Linked DNA regions of Homo sapiens: region 1 is linked to region 2. A link is a loop called in an ENCODE intact Hi-C map of the cell type or tissue named here. Cell type or tissue: psoas muscle. All regions are shown on one strand. Region 1 overlaps MED13 (mediator complex subunit 13). Region 2 overlaps MED13 (mediator complex subunit 13).

The links. Hi-C counts contacts between places; a loop is a spot of excess contacts. Peaks named below come from ENCODE experiments on the same cell type or tissue, not always from the same donor. Only the 100,000 strongest peaks of a DNase experiment are listed, where the experiment ranks them.
Region 1: it touches region 2 in a loop (6-fold over the local background); 4 of 110 quality-filtered maps call a loop at or near these places.

Annotation. Positions count from the first base shown.
Region 1 is chr17:61,989,268-61,997,267 of GRCh38, forward strand. MED13 (mediator complex subunit 13) reads right to left here. Exons shown (of 30, transcript NM_005121.3): 10 at 5,885-6,098; 11 at 3,273-3,354. Among named protein-coding and RNA genes, the nearest start is that of INTS2, 65 kb to the left of the region's middle. In psoas muscle, no CTCF peak of the experiment used is centred here; no DNase peak of the experiment used is centred here; H3K4me3 peaks cover 331 bases; H3K27ac peaks cover 879 bases.
Region 2 is chr17:61,938,224-61,946,223 of GRCh38, forward strand. MED13 (mediator complex subunit 13) reads right to left here. Exons shown (of 30, transcript NM_005121.3): 30 at 4,382-8,000. Among named protein-coding and RNA genes, the nearest start is that of INTS2, 14 kb to the left of the region's middle. In psoas muscle, no CTCF peak of the experiment used is centred here; no DNase peak of the experiment used is centred here; H3K27ac peaks cover 1,653 bases.

The DNA of each region.
Region 1 (8,000 bases), 51 kb after region 2:
CCAAAGTGTTGGGATTACAGGCGTGAGCCACCACGCCCAGCCATATATTTTAATTTTTAAAATATTTAACATTTGATTGATTGATTGATTGGAGATGGAGTTTCACTCTTGTCACCCAGGCTGGAGTGCAATGGAGCGATCCTGGCTCACTGCAACCTCCGACTCCTAGATTCAAGCAATTCTGCCTCAGCCTCCCAAATAGATGGGATTACAGGTGCACGCCACCACACCTGGCTAATTTTGTATTTTTAGTAGAAACGGAGTTTTGCCATGTTGACCAGGCTGGTCTCAAACTCCTGACCTCAGGTGATCTGCCCACCTTGGCCTCCCAAAGTGCTCGGATTACAGGCATGAGCCACTGCACCTGGCCTATTTATTGTTTTTACACAGATAGGGTCTCACTACGTTGGCCAAGGTGGTCTTGAACTCCTGGCCTCAAGCAATTCTCCTACTGTGGCCTCCCAAAATACTGAGATTATAGGCATGGGCCATGACACTTGGCCTTGCAGCAGACTTTCAAATCAGGTAGTGTGATGCCACCAACTTTGTTCTTTTTGCTCAAGACTGCTTTAGCCATTCAGGGCCTTTTGTGACCCTATACACATTTTAGGATTGTTTTTTCTATTACTGTGAAAAGTGTCATTGGAATTTTGATAGGGATTGCTCTGAATCTGTAGATCACTCCGGCAAAGAATCCAAACTGTTGAATTTTCAAGCTACCTAGACCATTTGTTCATTGTTCAGATAGATTTTTTTCTTATTTTTGGTTATCCACAGACTGACCCTCTATTTATTCCAAATATTAAAACTTTGTCATCGAAAACACACACCAGAAGATGACTTACTTTGCCCACATCAAAAGTTAAATGGATTTTGCTGTACATCATAGTGAATAATAACATATTGTATACTTGCAAATTGCTGAAAGTAGATTTTAAGTATTCTCACCCACACGCACAAAAAAGGTATGTAAGGTAATGCATATGTTAAACAGCTTGATCTACCCATTCCACTATATATACATACACACACATATACACACACACATATATATACACACTCACACATATATATGTAAAATAATTCCAAGTGTTTGCTCACTGAAGACTTGACAGTACTTTCAAGCTTATAGTTGTGGGGTTACAATAGGAGACTAACAATTCTCCTCATACCAGTCTCCATTGTTTAAATTATAACTGAAAAATGATTTAGAATAAGATAAACTGTAACTGTGTTGTGACACAGAATATGAGTAAAATGTTAAAAAAATGTAAATATATATATATTTTTTAGTATGTGTGTATATATGTATAGGGTCTCACTATATATATATATACACACACACACTTGGCGCACTGTGTATATATATATATATATATATATACACACTCCCCCCCAAAACATCATGTTGTATACCATAAATATATATAATTTTTACTTGTCAATTAAAAAAATTATTTTACAAGTTAAATGGGTTTTGTAAATGAATTACTATACTATGTCTCTCTATTCCATTCACAAGGAGTTTAAGTCAGACATATTCAAAGTGGAGTCTTGACCACTGTGTCCCCAATACCCAAACAGTACCTACACATAACAGGTGCTAACTAAGTATTTGTTGAATTAGTGGCCTCAGAACAGCTCTCTTAACTTGTGTGTGTGGGAAGAAAATGACAGCAAAATTCCAGTAAAGTTTAATTTAGAAATTGTGGTTTTAGATCTGAAGGACCTTAGGCAATGACCTTATCTCCTCATTTTACAGGTGAAAACTTTAAAACATTTTACTCCTATTTATTCTATGTCACAACACAATCATAGTTGAGCTTATTCTAAATCATTTTTCAATTTTTATTTATTTATTTATTTTTTGAGACAGAGTCTCGCTCTGTCACCCAGGCTGCAGTGCAGTGGCACAATCTCGGCTCACTGCAATCTCTGCCTCTTGGGTTCAAGCGATTCTCCTGCCTCAGCCTCCCAAGTAGCTGGGATTACAGGCACCTGGCACCACACATGCTTTATTTTTGTATTTTTAGTAGAGACAGGGTTTCACCTTGTTGGCCAGGCTGGTCTTCACCTCCTGACCTCAGGTGATCCACCTGCCTCGGCCTTACAGGTGTAAGCCATTGTGCCCAGCCCAACTTGGCTCACCACAACCTCTGCCTCCTGGGTTCATGCGATTCTGCTGCCTCAGCCTCCCAAGTTGCTGGGACTACATGCATGCACCACCACGCCCAGCTAATTTTTGTTTGTTTGTTTGTTTGAGACAGAGTCTCGCTCTGTCGCCAGGCTGGAGTACAGTGACATGATCTCGGCACACTGCAACCTCTGCCTCCCAGGTTCAAGCATTCTCCTGCCTCAGCCTCCCGAGTAGCTGGAACCATAGGCGCGTGCCTCCATGCCCAGCTAATTTTTCTATTTTTTTAGTAGAGACGGGGTTTCACCATGTTGGCCAGGATGGTCTCAATCTCTTGACCTCGTGATCCGCCCGCCACGGCCTCCCAAAGTGCTGAGATTACAGGTGTGAGCCACTGTGCCCGGCCTAATTTTTGTATTTTTTTAGTAGGGATGGTGTTTCACCATGTTGGACAGGCTGGTCTTGAACTCCTGACCTCAAGTGATCCACCCACCTTGGCCTCCCAAAGTGCTGGGATTACGGGCGTGAGCCACGGTGCCCAGATCCATTTTTCAATTATAATTTAAACAATGGAGACAGGTATGAAGAGAACTGATAGTCTTCGAATTGTAACCCCCATTGCTATAGGCTTGAAAGTAGTGTCTTCAGAGAGCAAACACTTGGAGTTATGATGATGAAACACTCTACTGTCAACCAACTGGACATCAGTATCTTTCTCCCATTTTTTTCAAGTGTGTTTTTCCTGGAGAGTATAACCATAGCCTTGGCATAGTATAACAATGGCCTTTTCTCAATCACTTTCCAGTCAATATGTGCCTTCATTCTTTTACTTCCTTTCACGTAATTCCCAGTAGAAGGGGGTGAGAAATCTATTACATAAAACTGAGTTTTTAATAGAAAACTATTTTTATATGTAAAAACAGGAAAGAGGCTGCAACAATTAAAAACACAAATTCTATCACCTGAACTTGCTTCTTCCAATAAAAGATAACCAATAAACCCATCATTTAAGAAAGATTCCTTTCTATGAAACATAATGAATTATACAAAAAGGAACATTAGAAGTCCAACAATATCAGATCAGTCTGTAGTAACAATCCTGGAATGCAATATTTTCATTAGGAAATAAAGATTTTACCTTGCTTGATAGAGGGACTAAATAATGACATAGCATCTTCTTCATGTGATAACACTGTTACACTAGATGTCCCATCTTCTACCTGCAAACAAATATTTCATGTTAGGCTGAAATATATAATTTACCAACAATAAAATCTACCAATTATTGAGGAGCTGTGTGTCAGGCATCCAGCTAAGTGTTTAACATACATTATCACTGATTCTTACAGTAACAAGTAAGTAGTATGCTTATTATTACTTTTTTTTGAGATGGACTCTCGCTCTATCACCAGGCTGTAGTACAGTGGCACGATCTCGGCTCACTTGCACCTCTGCCTCCTAGGTCAAGTGATCTCCTGCCTCAGCTTCCCAAGTAGCTAGGACTACAGACACATGCCACCACGCCCAGCTAATTTTTGTATTTTTAGTAGAGATGTGGTTTCACCACATTGGCCAGGATGGTCTCAATCTCTTGACCTTGTGATCCGCCCACCTCAGCCTCCCAAAGTGCTGGGATTATAAGTATGAGCCACCACGCCTGGCCTGTGGTATGTTTATCTTATAGACAAAAGTAGAGACTCTAATGTGCCCCAGAAAATATGGCTGATAAACAGTGAGAGCTGAAATTTTATCCTAAATCTGTCAAATTCCAAAGTCCATGTTCTTTCTTTCTTTCTTTCTTTTTTTTTTTTTTTTTTTGAGACAGAGTCTCACTCTGTCACCCACGCTAGAGTGCAGTGGCATGATCTTGGCTCACTGCAACCTCCCCCTCCTGGGTTCAAGAGATTCTCCCGCCTCAGCCTCCCAAGCAGCTGAGATTACAGGCATGCACCACCACACCTGGCTAATTTTTGTATTTTTAGCAGAGATGGGGTTTCGCCATGTTGGCCAGGCTGATCTCGCTCTCCTGATCTCAGGTGATCTGCCCGCCTCAGCCTCCCAAAGTGCTGGGATTACAGGCGTGAGACACAGCACCCAGCCGGTTCACGTTCTTTCTATTATACCTGCAGCCTTCCCAACTACCACTACTCTCATACTTCCAAAAAGACAAAATTTCAAGTACCTGGCATATAGTAGGGCTAAGTAAAACTTTGTGAAACTAATTTTGTATTAAACATATTATTGGGGGCCAGGCACGGTGGCTCACGCCTGTAATCCCAGCACTTTGGGAGGCCGAGGCGGGCGGATCACTTGAGGTCAGCAGTTCAAGACCAGCCTGACCAACATGGAGAAATCTCGTCTCTACTGAAAATACACAAAATTAGCCGAGCGTAGTGGCGCATGCCTGTAATCTCAGCTACTAGGGAGGCTGAGGCAGGAGAATCACTTGAATCAGGGAGGCGAAGGTTGCAGTGACCTAAGATCATAACTTTGCACTCCAGCCTGGGCAACAAGAGCGAAACTCCGTCTCAAAACAAACAAACAAACAAAAAAAAAAACTCACACGTATTATTGGATCCTTTTCATAACTTTACAGATTTCAATTTTTTTTTTTTTTAAACGGAGTATTGCTCTGTCACCAGGCAGAAGTTCACTGGCATGATCTCAGCTCACTGCAACTTCTGCCTCCTGGGTTCAAGCGATTCTCCTGTGTCAGCCTCCTGAGTAGCTGGGACTACAGGCGCCCGCCATCGCACCCAGCTAATTTTTGTGATTTTAGTAGAGATGGGGTTTCACCATCTTGGCCAGGCTGCTCTCGAACTCCAGACCTAGTGATCCACCCACCTCAGCCTCCCAAAGTGCTGGGATTACAAGCGTGGGCCACTGTGTCTAGCCTATTTTCATATTTTGTATATAAGACATAATTCCTGTGTAGCAAAGTTATCTTAATCTTAACAAATTCTCATATATTTGATTTTTAAATTTTATTCTAATAACTATATATCTTGCACTTCATTTTTACTTCTAGGTGCACTGTAAGTTCCTGAATCACATATTCAAAAATAGCACATATTTTTTAAACTCAGTGATGTATATTTTATTGTATCTTTGAAAACTGGTAATTCACTTACAACATATTTTAAAATCACTGTCAAAATAGCCTACCTAAATGTCCTGATTTCAATTATGACAAGTTTAATATGCCCTTTATCCAACCCAGAAACTTTTAAACAACAAAATATTTTCATTATCAGAGGTCAGCTATAATTGGTACCATGTGCTTGATTTACCCATTCAAAAAAATACATTTTTCTTTTTTTCTTTTTGAGACGGAGTCTCGCTCTGTCACCCAAGCTGGAGTGCAGTAGCCTGATCTTGGCTCACTGCAACCTCTGCCTCCTGGGTTCAAGGGATTCTCCTGCCTCAGCCTCCCGAATAGCTGGGATTACAAGGCGCACACCACCACACCCAGCTACTTTTTGTATTTTTATTAGAGACAGGGTTTCACCATGTTGGCCAAGCTGGTCTCAAACTCCTGTCCTCAGGTGATCTGCCTGCCTCGGCCTCCCCAAGTGCTGGTATTACAGGCATGAGCCACCGCAGCCGGGCAAAAATAAGTTTTTCTAAATAAATGATTACTCTTTCTATTCTAAGACAAAAGAAGTGAGATAACTGTGGTAGTAAGAGTGTTACTATATGCAGTGCTACAAAATCAACAGTGACCCTTTGGTGTACTGTGATTTCTCTTACCTTGTGTTTTTTTCCAGCTTCTCTCTCACTATTTTGTCTATCTTTTTTATCAGGAAAAAGGAATTCCTCATCTCCTTCAACAAATGCATATGGATCAATTTTAGGTTCTTGTTCTGCATCAGATGCTATTGCTGAAAGACACTGGTTTTTAATTTGATATTGCTGCACTAATTCATCAGAAACTTTTAAAGGTTTCTTACATTGCACCATTAACCTGCATAAAAAAATTAAAAAAAATTAATTATCCACATAAGCATTAAAAATTTCCAAAATGACGTTAAGTATCATAATGTTTTTAGAATTACTTAAAGATTATCTAACCTACAATCCCTTATTTCAGAAATGAGGAGGCATGAAAATATTAAATAATTTATTGAAGTCTAAAATTTAGCCATAGAGAAATGGGGCCAAAATCCAAGTTTCCTAACTATATGATCTTTCTACCAAAATATGTTGTCTTTAGGTAATTCACGGTTTAGGTAACTCACGGTTCTCAAGTCCTCAAGCACACTATTTTGTACAAATCCATTCCCTGAAAGGGGCTCTTAAATCTAAACTGCTCCAGTACAGTGACTCAAAGTGGGAGCTTTATAAAAGTGAGTAAAATACTTTTAAACAATTTATACATTTATACAAGGAAAGTGATTATGTATTTTTTTTTTACTGCCATGAGTAGATATACTTTAAGTTTTAAATTTTTGAAGGCCTGATTTGTGTTTCATGAAAATAGCATTATTACTATTAATTCTGGCAAGATGTTTCACAATGGAAAGTGAAGTTTCAGTGCAAGTATCTGAGTTTTCTAATCACATTGGCACATCAATTTTTAAGTTATTAGTCTTCTGGTTCAACACAGCAACTAAGAAATTGTTTCTCTTTATTCTCCTAAAATAACCAATAAAATGACAGGAGATGACAGAATAAAAGAGAAGACAACAAGGAAGTTGGAAAGATGAGCTAGTGGAAACTGACAGACCACAGAAAGCTGAAATCTAAGGATAAAAGAGGGATGCCACAACAAGAAGCAAGCTGATCTATACCAAAGAACCCTGGAAAGCATCAGGAGTTTTTTCTCTCTGAAGACCCGACTGCTCGGTGAGTGTGAACACAGAATCATTAGCTTCTGGTTTGCATAAGACATGTTTAGACTCTCAAATTCCTATTCTCTCGGGTTTACAAAGCTAAGGTTCTCAGGTTGTCCTAACAGTAGCTAGCAGCCAAGCTTGCAGTCAGATCATGGCCAGAATCTTGCAATGACTATTTCACTCTGAGAAAAAAACCAAAGTCCTTATACCATCCTATGAAAACTTCCCATCATCTTGTTCTTCTCCTCTTCATCTTTTACTATTCTAGTCCTCTCTTATACTGCTTCCAAGGGCTTCCTTTATGTTCCTCAATGGGTTCCAGACCCATTCCTGGCTATTTCTTTTATGGGGAACATTCTCCTTCCAAATATCTGCATGGCCAACTCGCTCACTTCCTTCAAGTCTTTGCTTAAATGTCACCTATGAGCCCATAACTACTTTATTTTAAATAGCAATATGCCCATGCCCACTTGCCTCAATAATAATCCCCCTTACCCTGCTCTATTTTCCTGCATAGCATTTATCTTTTAACATATTACATAATTTATTATATTCATAGTTGACTGTCACTCACACTAGAACATAAAAGCTCCACAAGGACAGGGGTCTAACCTTTGTTCACTAATTTAGCACAGATGCCTAGAGTACCTGGTACATAATAGGTGTCAATACTTGCTAGTGAATAAATGAAATCTAAAAATCACAGACTGAGATGTTTTTGCATTAGTACTACTAAAATACACTATCTTGTACTTTGAAATAAACAATTTTTACACACTAGAAGGTACCAATGCCACTGCTTATCTACTCTGAGTACTAAGACAAAAATTGTAAGATATGTAAGGTCTGGTAGCAATGAAGGTATTTGCAGATCGTACATTCTTTGACTCACAGGCAAATCTTATCTCATTCATCTATTCACTAATGCCTAACACTAGTAGCACTTGATCTCTTACAAACTCGGGGCAAAGTAGGCCATCAAAACAAAAACTGATTTCTAAACATGCTATCAAATGCTCAAATACATATCA
Region 2 (8,000 bases):
TAAATAATTTTTTTTTTTTTTTTTTGAGACGGAGTCTCGGTCTGTCGCTCAGGCTGGAGCGCAGTGGCTCGATCTCGGCTCACTGCAACCTCCAGCTCCTGGGTACAAGCGATTCCCTTGCCATCGCTTTCTGAATAGCTGGGACTACAGGGGCCTGCCACCATGCCCGGCTAAATTTTTTTTGTATTTTTAGTAGAGTCGGGGTTTCACCGTGTCGTCCAGGCTGGTCTTGAACTCCTGACCTCAAGTGATCCTCCCGCCTTGGCCTCCCAAAGTGCTGGGATTACAGGCATGAGCCACTGAGTCCAGTCAGGTCTAAATACTTTTTGTTATCTTACCCATCTGTACTCTTATTGGAACATATTTAAAAGTCCTTTTTGTTGCCTTTAATTATCCACCTATTATGTTCATGTTTCCAAGTAGACATTCTCTTGTAAACCTTAGTTTATTCTGAATTTGGCTCTTCTAGAGAGCGTAAGTATTAAACAATCATCTCTCACACTTTTATAAATTTTTTTTGAGACAGGGTCTCACTCCATCGCCCAGGCGGAGTGCAGTTGCACGATCATGGCCCACTACACCCTCGACTTTCTAGGCTCGAGTGATGCTCCCACCTCAGCCTCCCCAAGTAACTGGGGCTACAGGTGTGCACCACCACATCCAGCTAATATTTTATAATTTTCAAAATTTTTGCAATTTCCTTTGAGGTTAACAAAGCTAATTAGAAAGATATAGTTATGTTCTTTTACAAATGAACAACTTGTGACTTCAAGAGGTTAAGTGTTTTGCCCAAGTTCACAAATGTGGCAAACCTAACAACTGAGGAATCCTAATCCTATGATCCTAAACTACTTCTAATATTAAAACGAGTCCAAAGTAGTTAGAATTTTATAACTTCATTAAAAGTATTTGCAAAACACACTTCAGCAAAGTTCTGTAGTTTGAGGTGTTTTATCACAAAAACTCAATTCAAAAATGCTTTTATTCAAAAATACTCAAGTTGGCCAGGCACAGTGGCTCACGCCTGTAATCCCAGCACTTTGGGAGGCCAAGATGGGAGGACTGCTTGAGGCCAGGACCAGCCTGGGCAACATGGCGAGACCTCCATCTCCATAAAAAAAATACAAAAATTAGCTAGGTGTGGTAGCACATACCTGTAGTTCTGACTGCTTGAGCCCAGGAGGCTGTTAGAGTGAGCCATGAGGGTGCCACTGCACCCCAGCCTGGGTGACAGAGGGAGACCCTGTCTCTCAAAAAAAATTTTTTTAAAATATTTAAATACCTTACTCCAATGCTGGGCATTGTGTTGGACTCTGGAGATACAATGATGAGCAAAATAGATCTAATTTCTGCCCTCATAGAGTTGTCTGGTGATGACAAATAATCATACAATTGACCGGGTGTGGTGGCTCACGCCTGTAATCCCAGCACTTTGGGAGGCTGAGGCAGGTGGATCACCTGAGATCAGAAGTTTGGGACCAGTCTGGCCAACATGGTGAAACCCCATCTCTACTAAAAATACAAAAAAATTAGCAGGGAGTGGTGGCAGGCACCTGTAATCCCAGCTACTCGGGGAGGCTGAGCCAGGAGAATTGCTTGTACTCGGGAGGTGGAGGTTGCAATGAGCCAAGATCGTGCCATTGCACTCCAGCCTGGGCGACAAGAGTGAAATTGTCTCAAAAATAAATAAAATAAAAATCATACAATTGTAAACTAAGAAAAACACTACAGGCCAGGTGCAGGTGGCTCATGCCTGTAATCCCAGCACTTAGGGAGGTTGAGGCGGGCAGATCACCTGAGGGCAGGAGTTCAAGACCAGCCTGGCCAACGTGGCCAAACCCCATCTCTACTAAAATACAAAAAATTAGCCGGGTATTGCACCGTGCGCCTAGTCCCAGCTACTTGGGAGGCTGAAGCAGGAGAATTGCTTGAACCCGGGAGGCGGAGGTTGCAGTGAGCAGAGATCACGCCACTGCACTCCAGCCTGGGCAACAGAGCGAGACTCTGTCTCAAAAAGAAAAAAAAAAAAGAAAAAAACACAACAAAGGCTCCATATAGGGTATTACAATAAGAGTGTGTAACAAGGGAGCCTGATCTGAAGCAAGGGTGTAATGTGGAAATCAGGTGGAAGCTTTAAGGCAAAAAATACCCATGGGTCTTTCAAGGAACTCAAATGACTAAAAAGCAAGGAGGAAAACATAGAGGCCCATTTTGAGACTGTATTCATCTTTAGAGCAAGCAGCAGCTACTAAAGGTTTTCAGCTACCAAGGACCACAGTGAGTGTAGAGATCAGATAGGAGTACCTGTCTATTGCAATGGTCCACTCAGATAAGGTAGTTTTATCTAATGTTATATAGCAATGGATAATGCTAATTTAGACTAAGATCAGGACAGCAGAAATAGAAATGAACATATTTGATAGTACACAAAACTGATAGTTTTTGATGAATGGTTGCAAGGAAGAGTTTATGGTTTGCACAACAGGATAGATGGTAGTGTCATGCACAGTGACAAGGGACAAATGGTTGTTCTCTAGGGACCAAGTGGCTTTTGTAGAAGGTAACTGTTGGTCTTACTGATCAGATATGCTCCAAACAAAAAGAAAACGACAAAACCAAGACTTAAACTCACACATTCCGAATGCAAATCTGTAAGACATTATATGGCTTGGACACGTGGCATGATTTAAATTTATCACTTCTAATTTTTTTCTCTGTAGTAGGTAGGAGCAAAATAAGGAAGTCTTTAAAGCATCAGCCTTTAAACTTTTTTTTTTTTTTTTTTTTGAGACAGGATCTTCTCACTCTGTCACCAAGGCTGGAGGGCAGCGGTGTGATCTCGGCTCACTGCAACCTTGCCTCCTGGGTTCAAGTGATTCTCCCGCCTCAGCCTCCCAAGTAGCTGAGATTACAGGTGCATGCCAACACAGCCTGGCTAATTTTTGTATTTTTAGTAGACGGGTTTCACCATATTGGTCAGGATGGTCTCCAACTCCCAACCTCAGGTGATACGCCCACCTCAGCCTCCCAAAGTGCTAGGAAAACAGGCGTGAACCACCGTGCCCGGCCTAGACTTTAAACTAAACAGAAGGTCATTCTTGACGGTTCTGTTGGGTTGCTCTAGAAGGAAAAGACAAAACAAAACCCAGCTCTAACAGTATCAATTTCTATTAATCTCAAGCAGAATTTCTGGTTATAGCTATAGTACACTAAGGGTAGAGGTTCTTAATCTTCAGTCCAGGATTGATAACTCCCCTACAGTAGACAGGAAGATATTGGCAAAAGCAGAATAACAGAATAGACACCTCAGGAATACACTCAAAACAGTTAGATTTAGCCAGGTATGGCAGCAACTCATGACTGTAATCTCAATGCTTTGGGAGGCCAAAGCGAGAGGATGGCTTGAGGCCAGGAGTTTGAGACTCGGGCAACATAGCGAGATCCCATCTCTACAAAAAATAAAACTAGCCAGGTGTGTTGGCATGCACCTGAAGTCCCAGCTACTAAGGAGGCTGAGGCAAGGAGGACTGCTTGAGCCCAGGAGTTCAAGGCTGCAGTGAGCTATGAATGTTTGGTATTCCAAATTTTCAAATGTACCAAAATTATCAATGTACTAATACATATTGGTGCTCCATTGTGGCTGTAGCTGAATTATGTGATTTTTCCCGTTTCCTAAACTTTCATATATTTTGAAGTTTAAAATAAAAATATCCATGTGTGTGGTTTTACAAGTGAATACCCCCTTTAAAAAAAAGCTTGATTTGCAGTTTTTCGCTATACATAAGACTATAGTAAAAAAAAAAAAAAAGATAGAAACAAACCAGAGGTAATATAATAGTGCTTGATTAAAGATCTGTCAGACAGAAAATAACCGAGGATAGGCGGTTCAAACAACATACAACTCCTTTTAAAGGATTTTTAAAATTTTTGCAGCAAAAACTATTTCAAAATGATCACAATAATTTTGAGGTATGTCCTTACTTGGCTTAAGTCTGGACAAAAATATTTTAAATGTGTGCTTACAGAACATGGGCAGAACTATTTTTGATGGATTACTCACTTCTGAACATTGTTCTTATGATCAAATAAAAATAGGATACAGCTAAGCTTTAAATATTTGAAGGTAGCTTGTTTGGACTAGACAATACCTAACTGGCCAGCCTACAAGGAATTGGTAGGTATACAAATATACAATTATTCTACATACTGTACATTTGTATGTGATTAAAATCCTTTTTAAAATAAAATACTTCAGAAAAATTAAAAGACCATTAATCAGTTTCTAGGCTGTCCCTTTCCATTTATAATGACACAAAAATATTGCTACTAATTTTGCACAAATTTAATATGGAAATATTTTCAACAGAATAAGACACAACAATGAAGGCTTCATGAATAATTTATTCCATTTGAAGTTTTGTTTTTTGTTTTTGTTTTTTTTTTTTTAAAAAGTATAAACCTTTTCATTTCCTCAATCACAATTTGTACAACTCAGTGTTATGGCATTCGGCAGCAATAGTGTTTGTTCCTTATTCTCTTTTTGTCACGTTAAAAAGAAAAGCAATTGGACCATATTAAATGTCACTGCTAAACAACAACTTTAAAACGCCCCTTCATAAAGTGACCAAGCTATTTTGAGAGGGTTGATGCTGACATGTCCAGTAATGACGTTACAATTTGTAGCTTAAACTCAATAACTTTAAGGTCCACATATCCAGTTTACTTTGAAAACTAAAGATGTTTTAAAACTTCATGAATACATCAACCTGAGGAGTATTTTAGGTCCCAAATCCAGTTTTTAAATTTATACTCCACAAAAAAGAAAATACATACATAAAAATTTAAACCACAGTTCTGGGCCCATTAAAACACCAAAAAAGACCCCCCAAAAAGTTAAGATTTCCAGCTTATTTCTGGAGGGGTGGGACAAAATAAGAATGTATATTAAAAACATTTTTCCTTAATTCAGACAAACTAAAATCTTAAGAGGAAACCCAGACCAAAATATCACTCATGCAACATTAAGTGTATTAACTGATTGATATGCAATGCCATAGTGGATGAATAGCAAATTATATGATGCAATAGCATTTAAAAACTTTTTAATCTATTCAATTTGAACATTTTAAATAATGCAACATAGTATTCTGATATTACAGTATTAACATAGTGCTTGATTAAAGATCTGCAAATCTTTGTAGTAACACATTAAGTTAAAAAATTACCTCAGAAGGTAAATATGAAGACGAAAGGAGAATATTTTAATACAGTAATCTGTGCCATACTGACAATTGAGTACGAATACAGCTGAGGATAGTTGACTAAGTAGTAAGAGCTTAATTTTAGTGGTTTAAGAAAAGTTTAGAAATATTTAAAAATTACAGCTACTTTAAAATTTAAGGATTACATATAAGTACACTTGGTGGCCTTCTGGCCAAACAATAAGGTGTACAGAAATTTATTCATACAGTGTTAATTCACAGTCCTGATAACTCAATGGCTTGCATAAGAAAGGTATGGCTAGATGTTTCTCACTGGCTGGAAGCAGACATTATATAACTAATCTTTTTAAATGACAAAATACTGAACTTCCACCCTGCTTAATAATCATGGATACCTGCACAAAAAAAAAGATGTTAGCACTGTAACAAAGAAGTCAAGGTGTTGGTAATCCACTGCTATAAAGTATAATATTTTGCTTACCTATTTAAACAAAACTACCCATATTTGTCTGTGACAGTACATTAGTAAGTCAAATCCATCATCCTGCACAAGGCTTAATTTCTCAAATAAGTCTACTGAGCTTTTCTAATGGTTATTTAATAACTTTCCATTGAGTTTGAATGGATATATGAAGGGAAGAAAAAAAATCTTATCAATAAATCCTGTATATTTGGGAACTATTCCCTGATTCCCAAATAAAAAATAATTGTGTACTGGGTTCCCTCCTTATGGCTCCATATTAAATAACCTGTCAGGGAATAATTTTAAATCTACTTTCAAATTGAGGTGTGGTTATCATAGGTTAGTGATTTTAAACAACTGAGAATATAACTTTTATTTTGTAAAGTCACTATTAAGTGTATAAAAAGGATACTCTTTTTATGGAAATTCCAAATAAGCACATTTTCCTTCAAATCTCAGACAAGTTTTTTTTTTTTTTTTAAAGAAAGTACAGAACAAAACATACCAACATAATGTGTGGTGTATTAGCATAATTTAAAAACAAATGCAGAGAGGTGATCTTTAAATTTAATATCAAAATATGCTGACCATTAGAACTGCATTATAATTTTGAAGAAATGATTGACAACCTTTGTCACCAATTGTGTTTGCTTCATAGAAAAAACAAGACTTGCTAATGTTTTCATATACACAATCTGAAGAAGTTATGTTGTTCATAAGAAAGTGATATTTAATTCTAAGCACAGAGTATTCACAAAAACAAGTTTCAGTAAAAAAAAAAACTAAAACAAACACTGAAGTAGAGTTTTGTAAATACAACTGATTTTGTCCTTGTAGATAATTAGTGAACGTACAAATAGAAATTTTGCTAGACTGCTTCCAAGAAAGCTAGGTAGACTCGGCGACTGTGAATTCAAGTCAGCAATGCAGGTAGGAGGCGAACTTGGGCTCTTTTGTGAGCAGCACTGTAGAAAGGATTTTTCAAGGGGGTACAGCCTGCATAAAAGCAGTTATCTTGGCATGTGCAAACAAGAAGGGGGAAAGTTGTATTGAAGGAGGGGTGAATTAAAGTCCCTAAAATTCAAGTCCCTTCTTTAGGGAGGTGAGAACCTCCTTGGCATATGCCCTACCTTAATCTGAGCTGTGTTATAGAAAAGTACAGACTCTGGTGTTTGGGACTGACATCTCCAAACCAAGAAAATTAAATAAATAAAAAAGGCAAGGGAAGTTTAAAAAATGGTTCTTTCACTAGTGGAATAGAGTCTGAATACCAGAATTCACTGAGAATCTATTTACACCACAGTTTGATTGCGCGCACACACACACACCCATACATATGCATACTCTCACATACATTCCCAATCTTTAATTTAAAAAAAAAAGTCAAACAATCAAGAATGACTGCTTGAAAAATAATTTGTAAAATGCCTAGAGCTGGGCTAAATTTCAACCTTATAGCAGATCCTGAAAATAAATTTCATAATAATATTTCCATGCCTAAATATGCCACTGTTAAAACTGAAAAAAATTTAAGCATGTAACATTAAACACTAAAATTAGTTTAAGCATTCAGTAGCAAATGGTTTTTCTTGTAAAACTAAGTTTCTTTCACCGGAAATGGCCTGAAATATTAGTCATAGCCCTAAACCATAGTACAAAATATAACTGAAGAATTCTCATTTTATTCTAAGTTAAACCACCTAACAATACCACTTGTATATTGCCATCATGTTATTCTGTAAAGATGTGATATATAAAATGCTGTAAGACCTGGTACCTTTTCAATTTATAAACACAGTGAACTTCATTACTGTACATGTACTCTGCAACTACAGCTTAGCTGTAAATCCTCCACACACAATGGTATGGACATTATTCCCCCTCTATCCCCGTTAAACTGTACATCGAGACAATACAAATTTACTGTCCCACCCACCCCCTTACAAAAAAATAATACTCTAAAAGCAACCCTACTGCAACTTTTTAATTAAGACGATTACATATATTTTAGACCAATTGCTTTAAAGCAAGAAGGCAGTATAAACCTTCTAGGAAAATTTTTATAAAAGAGGTTAAGAAATATAAGACAATTTATACATTTAAAAACTTACAATAAATAAGAGAAGAGATGCAGGCATTTTTGAATACTAGATACTATAATCCATACAAGAACATCTTCATGTTCTGAAGCCATATGTTGAAATTCATTGTTCCTCATGTTTCCTCTCCATGCTTTTAATATTCATTTAACATGACTGGGTACTATGGCTCATTACTTTTCACAAATACTGTGACTGGAAAAAAAAAAGGTTAAT